Linked DNA regions of Homo sapiens: region 2 is linked to region 1. A link is an interaction called in ENCODE POLR2A ChIA-PET data of the cell type or tissue named here. Cell type or tissue: HepG2. All regions are shown on one strand. Links, peaks and the distances in the headings refer to the core of each region. The heading gives the core; the rest is flanking DNA. Region 1 has its middle 18 kb from the start of C1orf53. Region 2 overlaps DENND1B (DENN domain containing 1B).

Region 1 (4,405 bases), core at 280-4,279:
TGAATCCGGGTGCTCCTGTATTGTGTGCATTTATATTTAGGATAGTTAGCTCTTCTTGTTGCATTGATCCTTTTACCATTATGTAATGCCTTTGTTTGTCTCTTTTGATCTTTGTTGGTTTAAAGTCTGTTTTATCAGAGACTAGGATTGCAACCCCTGCATTTTTTTTTTTACTTTCAATTTGCTTTGTAAATATTCTTCCATCCCTTTATTTTGAGCCTATGTGTGTCTTTGCACATGAGATGGGTCTCCCGAATACAGCACACCAATGGGTCTTAACTCTTTATCCAATTTGCCAGTCTGTGTCTTTTAATTGGGGCATTTAGCCTATTTACATTTAACATTAATATTGTTATGTGTGAAATTGTTCCTGTCATTATGATGCTAGCTCGTTATTTTGCCCACTAGTTCATGCCATTTTTTCATAGTGTCAATGGTCTTTACAATTTTTATGTTTTTGCAGTGGCTTGTACCAGTTGTTCCTTTCCATGTTTAGTGCTTCCTTTAGGAGTCCCCCTCTCTCTTCTGTCTTGTAGGGTTTCTGCTGAGAGATCTGCTGTTAGTCTGATGGACTTCCCTTTGTGAGTAACCTGACCTTTCTCTCTGGCTGCCCTTAACATTTTTTCCTTCATTTCAACCTTAGTGAATCTGACGATTATATGTCTTGGGGTTGCTCTTCTTGAGTAGTGTCTTTGTGGTGTTCTCTGTATTTCCCGAATTTGAATGTTGGCCTGCCTTGCTAGGTTGGGGAAGTTGTGGATAATATCCTGAAGAGTGTTTTCCACCTTGATTCCATTCTCCTCATCACTTTCAGGTACATCAATCAAATGTAGATTTGGTCTTTTCACATAGTCCCATATTTCTTGGAGGCTTTGTTCATTTCTTTTCACTCTTTTTTCTCTAATCTTGTCTTCTCACTTTATTTCCTTGAGTTGATCTTCAATCTCTGATATCCTTTCTTCCACTTGGTCGATTCAGCTATTGATACTTATGTATGCCTCATGAAGTTCTTGTGCTGTGTTTTTCAGCTCCATCAGGTCATGTATGTTTTTCTCTAAACTGGTTATTCTAGTTAGCAATTCCTCTAACCTTTTTTCAAGATTCTTAACTTCCTTGCATTCGGATAGAACATGCTCCTTTATCTTGGTGGAGTTTATTACCCATCTTCTGAAGCCTACTTCTGTCAGTTCATCAAACTCATTCTCCATCCAGTTCTCTTGTTGGCGAGGGGCTGTGATCCTTTGGAGGAGAAGAGGCATTCTAGTTTTTGGAATTTTCAGCCTTTTTGTGCTGGTTTCTCCCCATCTTCATGAATATATCTACCTTTGGCCTTTGATGTTGGTGACCTTCGGATAGGGTCTCTGAGTGGACATCCTTTTTGTTGATGTTGATACTATTCCTTTCTGTTTGTCAGTTTTCCTTCTAACAGTCAGGCCTCTCTGCTGCAGGTCTACTGGAGTTTGCTGGAGGTCCACGCCAGACCGTTTGCCCGGATATCACCAGCGGAAGCTACAGAACAGCAAAGATTGTTGCCTGTCCCTTCCTCTGGAAGTTTTGCCCCAGAGGGTCACCCACCAGATGCCAGCCAGAGCTCTCCTGTATGAGGTATCTGTCAACCCCTGATGGGAGGTGTCTCCCCGTCAGGAGGCACGGGGGTCAGGGACCCACTCGAGGAGGGATTCTTCCCTTATCAGAGCTCGAATGCTGCACTGGGAGATCCGCTGCTGTATTCAGAGATGTCAGGCAGGGACGTTCATGTCTGCTGAAACTGTGCCCATAGCCACCCCTTCCCCCAGGTGCTCTGTCCCATGGAGGTTTTATCTATAAGTCCCTGACTGGGGCTGCTGCCTTTTTTCAGATATGCCCTGCCCAGAGAGGAGGAGTCTAGAGAGGCAGTCTGGCCACAGCGGCCTTGCTGAGCTGCAGTGGGCTCCTCCCAGTTCAAACTTCCAGGCAGCTTTGTTTACACTGTGAGGGGAAAACCGCCTACTCAAGACTTGGCAATGGCAGATGCCCTTCCCCCCACCAAGTTCAAACGTCCCAGGTCAAGCTCACACTGTTGTTCTGGCCATGAGAATTTCAAGCCGGTGGATCTTAGCTTGCTGGACTCCATGGGGGTGGTGACCGCTGAGCCAGACCACTTGGCTCCCTGGCTTCAGCCCCCTTTCCAGGGGAGTGAATGGTTCTGTCTCGCTGGCGCCAGGTGCCACTAGGGTATGAAAAATAAACTCCTGCAGCTAGTTCAGTGTCTGCCTGAATGGCCACCCAGTTTTGTGGTTGAAACCCAGGGCCCTGGGTGGTGTAGGCATCAGAGGGAATCTCCTGGTCTGCCAGTTGTGAAGACCCTGGGAAAAGTGCAGTCTCTGGGCCAGAGTGCACCATTCCTCCCGGTACAGTCTCTCACGGCTTCCCTTGACTAGGGGAGGGAAGTCCCTTGACCCCTTGCACTTCCCATGTGAGATGACACCCCACCCTGCTTTGGCTCACCTTCCATGGGCTGCACCTACTGTCCAATCAGTCCTAATGACATGAACCGGTTACCTCAGTTGGAAATGCAGAAATCACCCGCCTTCTGCATTGATCTTGCTGGGAGCTGCAGACTGGAGCTGTTCCTATTCATCCATCTTGCCAGCCTCCAAAAACTTTTAATAATTGGAGAAACTGGCTTTCAAAATGCTTGTATTAATCCGTTCTCACACTGCTATAAAGAACTACCTGAGACTGGGTAATTTATAAAGAAAAATGTTTAGTTGACTCACAGTTTGGCAAGCTATAAAGGAAGCATGGCTGGGAAGCCTCAGGAAAATTACAATCATGGCAGAAAGTGAAGAGGAAGAAAGCACATCTTACAATGGTGGAGCAGGAGAGAAAGAGCTAGAGTGAAAAGCGGGAAGTGCTACTACAAACTTTCAAGCACTAGATCTCATGAGAACTTACTCACTATCAGAAGAATGGCAAGGGGAAAATCTGCCCCCATGATTTAATCACCTCCTATCAGGTCCCTCCCAACAATGGGAATTACAGTGCAAGATGAGATTTGGGTGGGGACACAGAGCCAAGTCATATGAACGCTTAAAGAGACAGTTGTAAAATCACGCTGTGTTGCATCTTACCAGATTTCTGAACACCAGTGATTGAGGGATATTGACTGTTAACCAAGCATTTTCATACTATGAATGCTCCCATTTCTCTTTATAATTTTTGAAACATATGTTCATAGGTAAATAAGTTTGATGTTTGCATGTTTTTTGAACTTTATATAAATGATTTTGCATGTACATATTCTTCAAAACTTTTTTCATCAATATTATGTTTGTGAGATTCTATCATGTTGATTTGTGTAGCTGCAGTTCATTTGCTTTCATTGCTGTCCAGAATCACATTGCTGGATGACATTTTCATGGTCTACAGGTTTTTGTTTACAAACTATGCTCTTAGGAACAATCTTCTACAAGTTTGCAGACACATATTTATGATATTTTCTTAGTCTTCTCTAGCTGCTATAACAAAATACCTTAGACTGGGTAATGTATAAACAACGGAAATGTATTGCTGACAGTTCTGGAGGCTGGAAAGTCCAAAATCAAGGCACCAGCAGATTCAGTGTCTGGTGAGGGCTCTCTGGTTCATAGATGGTGTCTTCTATGTGTCCTCACATGGTGGAAGGGCAGTTCTCAAACCTCTTACATAAGAGCACTAACACCATTCATGAAGGTGGAGCCCTCATGACCTAATCACTTCCCAAATGCCGTACGCTTAATACTATCACATTGGAGATTATGTTTCAACATATGAATTTGGGGGAAACACAGCAGATATATTGTCAAAAGTGAAATTATTGGTTATAAGATATACACATCTTTGCCTTTATTAGAGTTCCAAGTTGTTTTCCAAAATACTTGTGCCAATTTATACTCCTACCCACAGAGTATAACTGTTTCCTTTGTTCCATTCTCTAGGCAATACTCAATATTCTCAGACTTTTTTTTTTTACAATCTGTTGGTATAAAATAATAACTAATTGTGGTATTAATTTGAATTGTCCTAAGGAATTTAGTCTCAGCATTTTTTCATACTTTTATTAGACATTTATGTTTTATTTTCTTGAAATAACTGTTCATGTCTTTTGACATTTTATTAATTTGTATTGTTCTTACCAGTTTGTATGAGTTTATTATATTTCTGGACAATAATCTTTTGTCAGTTATATGTTACAAATATTTTCTCCCAGTTTGTGGCCTGCCTCTTTACTTTTATGGTGTATTTTGAAGAACAGAAGTTTAATTTTACTTTAGTCAAATTTATCTATCATTTTCTTTATGTATTGTGCTTTTTATATCTTGTTTGAAAAAAATTCCCCTAACTCAAAAGTCATAAAGTAATCTCATGTATTGTCTTGGAAAAT
Region 2 (4,405 bases), core at 188-4,187, 260 kb before region 1:
TACACAAAGCTATCCAAATCCTATTATTAGCCACATTTGTCTATGTTTAAGTGCAAAATAGATCCATTACATAAAGTAAATTAAAATAACTCGATTTGAACCAAAACCAAAAATTTTTATTCAAAGTATATGCATCTTTGCCATATGTATTATATTTTTTCCAGTCATGTTTTTAATCAGTTTTGTATGGCAAATAATGTATTTTGATTTCACTTAGGATGTTATCATTAAAGGATTTTACTACCTTGTACTTACAAGCTTTAATAGGTTATGATAGTATTCCTTCAATAAGTATTACTTTTTAAATTCCTTAATTAGAGCCTACAATATGCCACTAGGAGGCATTCAAATACTTCCATTTAACAATTATAGACCATGGATTTATTTATGTTACAAACTGCAGCTAGAGGGAAATGAAAATGGGGTTGATCTAACTCATTGTGTCAAATTCTCCAAGAGCTCTCAGGTACTCCTTAGTTGTAAATTAGGCCTCTTTAAGACTGTATTAACTCTTTCCACCCCCTTTTTAACCTGATGGGCTAAAAGAGCTTATGAAGCGTTGAAAGGCAGCTAATTATTCAATTTCTCAATCTGCACACAGATGACTTTTTAAACAGCTCATTTAAAGCCTTAAAAACAACAAAAAAGAGAGAGTGTTCTTTTTTTGTTACTGAGCAAATAAAAACTGTAGCAAGAGGAAAAACACGTTCTTAATGTGAGGTATTATATTTAATACCTCACTTTATTTCACTGGGCAATTTATTTCACTGGGCATACCCAGAGTCCAAAGCACTCTACTAAATGCCATGTAAATACTTTCCCTGCCTCCTTACTGGTCATCCTTAAATGAAGTTTTATTAGTTATTCGCTAACAAAATTCAACATTATCTGATGAATTTGACTGATTTCTTAGAGGATGGTTTCTGTAATTATATGCAGAGTCACAAAATTTCTGCAATGGCCAGCATCTGGTAGAGGGTTATGCCTGCTAATCAAGATCTACCAGAAGAGAACCGAGTCTACAGGACTTGGCAACTTTCTGGATGTGGGGTATAGGTGACAAGGAGAGGAAAAAATATATGACAACTCCTTCCCAACCACAGTTCTGGAACTAAGCAACCAGAATGAATTATTAAAGGTAATATAGCAAAAGTGTCAGGTTTAAGTAGAATTATAAGGAATCTGCTTTGGCAAATATTTATTCTGTTAACCATGAGACACCTAAATGGAGATTTCCAAAGAAGACGGAAGCATCCCAAAGATAATCCTCCATATTCACCTAGTAGCATGCAAGAGCTGTGAAACTTAAAAAAAAATGAGAAAATACTATTATGGCATATTCTTTTACAGATGATAGCAAAGTTGCAAGTAAATAAAATAAAACAAATTTACTAGAAAATGTAACACATTCATATGTAAATTGCATAAAATCATAACATGTATATTACAGACACAAAATTAGGGCTCTGCCACCAACAAGCCATGTGATCTCTGGCACATCTACAAATATAACCATGTCTCAGTTTTCTGATCTTTAAAATAAGAACTCTATGCTAGATGATCTGTAAGTATTTTCTCTCATAGATCAAACATTCTTTATTTTTAGATCAGATGAATTCTATCTTTTTTATATTCTTATGTATTGAGATTTCTTCTACCCTGGTGGCTAACGGAATACTATGACTGGACTATAATTCAGATCCACTTTCAAAATATATCTAAAAGTTTAAGTGCTTTAAAGTGCTTTAATAAAGTAGGTGCTCTAAAGTCCATAAGGTAATTATGCAACTGAAAATATTATAATAATTTTTTTGCTTAATTCAACAAAAATTTTGAGTGCCTGCTATATGCAATCGAAATCCCTATGAGGCAACAGGGACACAGTACTAAACAGAACAAAGTCCCCGTTTCTATGGAGCTTATGTGTTAGTGGAGAAAGCAAACAATAAACAAGTAAAATAAATATTGTCAGAGATTAGATCTATAAAGAAACCTAAAGTAGGGAGTGATGGGGGTGGGGAGCTATTTTAGATAGGAGGATTACAGAAGAACTCTAACGTGGTGACATATGAACTGAAACCTAACTGAAGGGAGAGAGTAAACTCGTGGATTTGGGAAGAAGAGCATTCCAGGTAAATTAAACGAGGCATTCAGAAGTCCCAGGTGAGAACATGCTTGGCATCTTCACAGAGCAATGGGGAAGTCAGTGAGATCAGACTGGAGGAAGTGGGAGAATGGCAGGAGATGAGGTCAGATAGAGAAGCAGAATCAATGATGGAGAGCCTTCTAGGACACGGCAAAGACTCTAAATATTATTCTCGATGACATTTTTACATACCTCTGAAGAGAGTGCTATCATAATAAACTATTTACCTGGAACATTTGAGAATATACAAATTAAAGAAAAATATACAAATTAAAGGAAAATAGAGCCTTCTAGGACATGGCAAAGACTCTAAATATTATTCTGGATGACATTTTTACATACCTCTGAAGAGAGTGCTATCATAATAAACTATTTACCTGGAACATTTTGAGAATACACAAATTAAAGGAAAATAAACTACATATTTTAGAAGTTTGGTTTGCAATATAAAGTACTACAAAGAAATGAGAACAATTTAATAAGCCAAGTAAGAAGAATCTTATTAATTTAACATTATTTATGATATATTGAATCTTTAAGCTTAAAGAAAAATGAAATATCATATAGTCTTTCTTTGGGCTAGAATTACCCAAGTATCATATGTCTGATTAGTGACAGGGCCAAGACTCCACATTGCTTTTCTAATATCGTCAGTTGCTTCTTTAATACCACAATTGTTCCTCACGAAAGCAGAGAAAAGGGTAAAGGGAAGAATTTCCATGTTTCAGTTCAAACATATCTCTGGCATTATACCCTGAAACTGAATAATACACTGTTATAATTTTCAGATAAAAATGAATTTACCAAATAAAGGTTTATGGAAAAAAATTTCTTATCTTTATGTGACATATGATATTTAAAATGCACATATATTTTCATAAAGCATACCCAATATATTGAACTAATACAGTTCCAAAGAGCTGACTAATGCAAAATAGAAACATTGGTAATACTGATTTACTATGGACTTCAATTACAACATAAGTATATATGGGAATCATGAGAAGGGACAAGAACTAATGCCTGTGAAACCAGACAGAGAAACCTGACAGCAAAGGTCTGCAACAGTTAACTCAGTCATAGAACAAAGGCATTTGAAACTTCTGGTCCCAGGTCACCAGGTCTAAACATAGGTAGTGCCATTGAAAATAATAGCAACAACAAATGTTTACATAATGTTTACCATGTGCCAAGAACTGTTATGAGTACTTGAACTACTCATACCTAATCCTCACAACAACCTCATCAAGTACTATTATCATTACTTCTACTTATCAGATCAAGGCACTAAGACAAAGTTCAACCAACTGCCCACGATCACAGAGCTTATCAACAGCAAAGCCAGGATACAACTGGAGGCAGGCTAGATCCAAAGTATAGTAACCACTATTTCAAACTGCCTTCAATATACAAAGATTTTAAATTATCATCATTATGAGGCTTTGAATAGCATCCACTGACTGAAAATATTGTGTTTTATACTAATTGTATAATAGAGAATGCATCTTTGGACCGGACAATCAAACAAGAGCCATTGACCTTTGTATGAGAAATCTATGATAGACAGAGATCTGATTTACAAAACTTTCCTCAGGCAACACAGACTGTAACTACAGCAGGTAACTAATAAAACAGACTCTCCCAGAAAATGTTAAAAGGATAAGATCATTGATACAAATTCTACAAGTTATCATCTCAACTTATGTCTATGAGTACACCTAAGTTTGAAACTGAACCAAAGTTGTCCTGCTTTGTGATACAAAATCTGATTTGTTCCTTCTTCTTAAACTATATTTATTAGAAGAAATCAGTCTATTAATAAAACTAGAATTGTTTTAAGCAATTAAATAGGCATGTATTTTGAGGGAGGAGAAAAAGACATTTATCAGATTCCCATGGACACAGCAGAAAGACAATCCATCTAGTATAATCACCACTATGAAAAATAGCACAATTTTAACTAGCATGCCTTACAGGTAAAGGTATCATATAGACACATTGCTACTCACACTATTCTAGCCTCTGTATCACCTATCTAGATTGTGCCTCATTCTTTTGTAGAAATCCTACACTTCAGCTAGAGTTATAGGAGTTACTGCAGGGTTAAATGAGTTACTGAGGGGCAGATTTATATTCCCTAAGAAAGCATTTATTAATAAAATCCAAGAAACATGTATTAGAGACCTCACCTGATTTTTAACTGAATCAATACTTAATTTAGAAATTTAAGCATCATAAATAACTATAAGTATAAACAGT

The links. ChIA-PET counts read pairs that join two places held together with the same protein. Peaks named below come from ENCODE experiments on the same cell type or tissue, not always from the same donor. Only the 100,000 strongest peaks of a DNase experiment are listed, where the experiment ranks them.
Region 2: POLR2A ChIA-PET joins it to region 1 with 7 read pairs; 2 of 35 experiments call an interaction of 5 or more read pairs at or near these places.

Annotation. Positions count from the first base shown.
Region 1 is chr1:197,882,347-197,886,751 of GRCh38, forward strand. No RefSeq gene overlaps it. Among named protein-coding and RNA genes, the nearest start is that of C1orf53, 18 kb to the right of the region's middle. In HepG2, for the core only: no CTCF peak of the experiment used is centred there; a DNase peak (open chromatin) is centred at 1,965.
Region 2 is chr1:197,618,889-197,623,293 of GRCh38, forward strand. The region is part of intron 10 of DENND1B (DENN domain containing 1B); the gene reads right to left. Among named protein-coding and RNA genes, the nearest start is that of DENND1B, 150 kb to the right of the region's middle. In HepG2, for the core only: a CTCF peak has its summit at 349 (motif pointing right); a DNase peak (open chromatin) is centred at 2,003; H3K4me3 peaks cover 373 bases.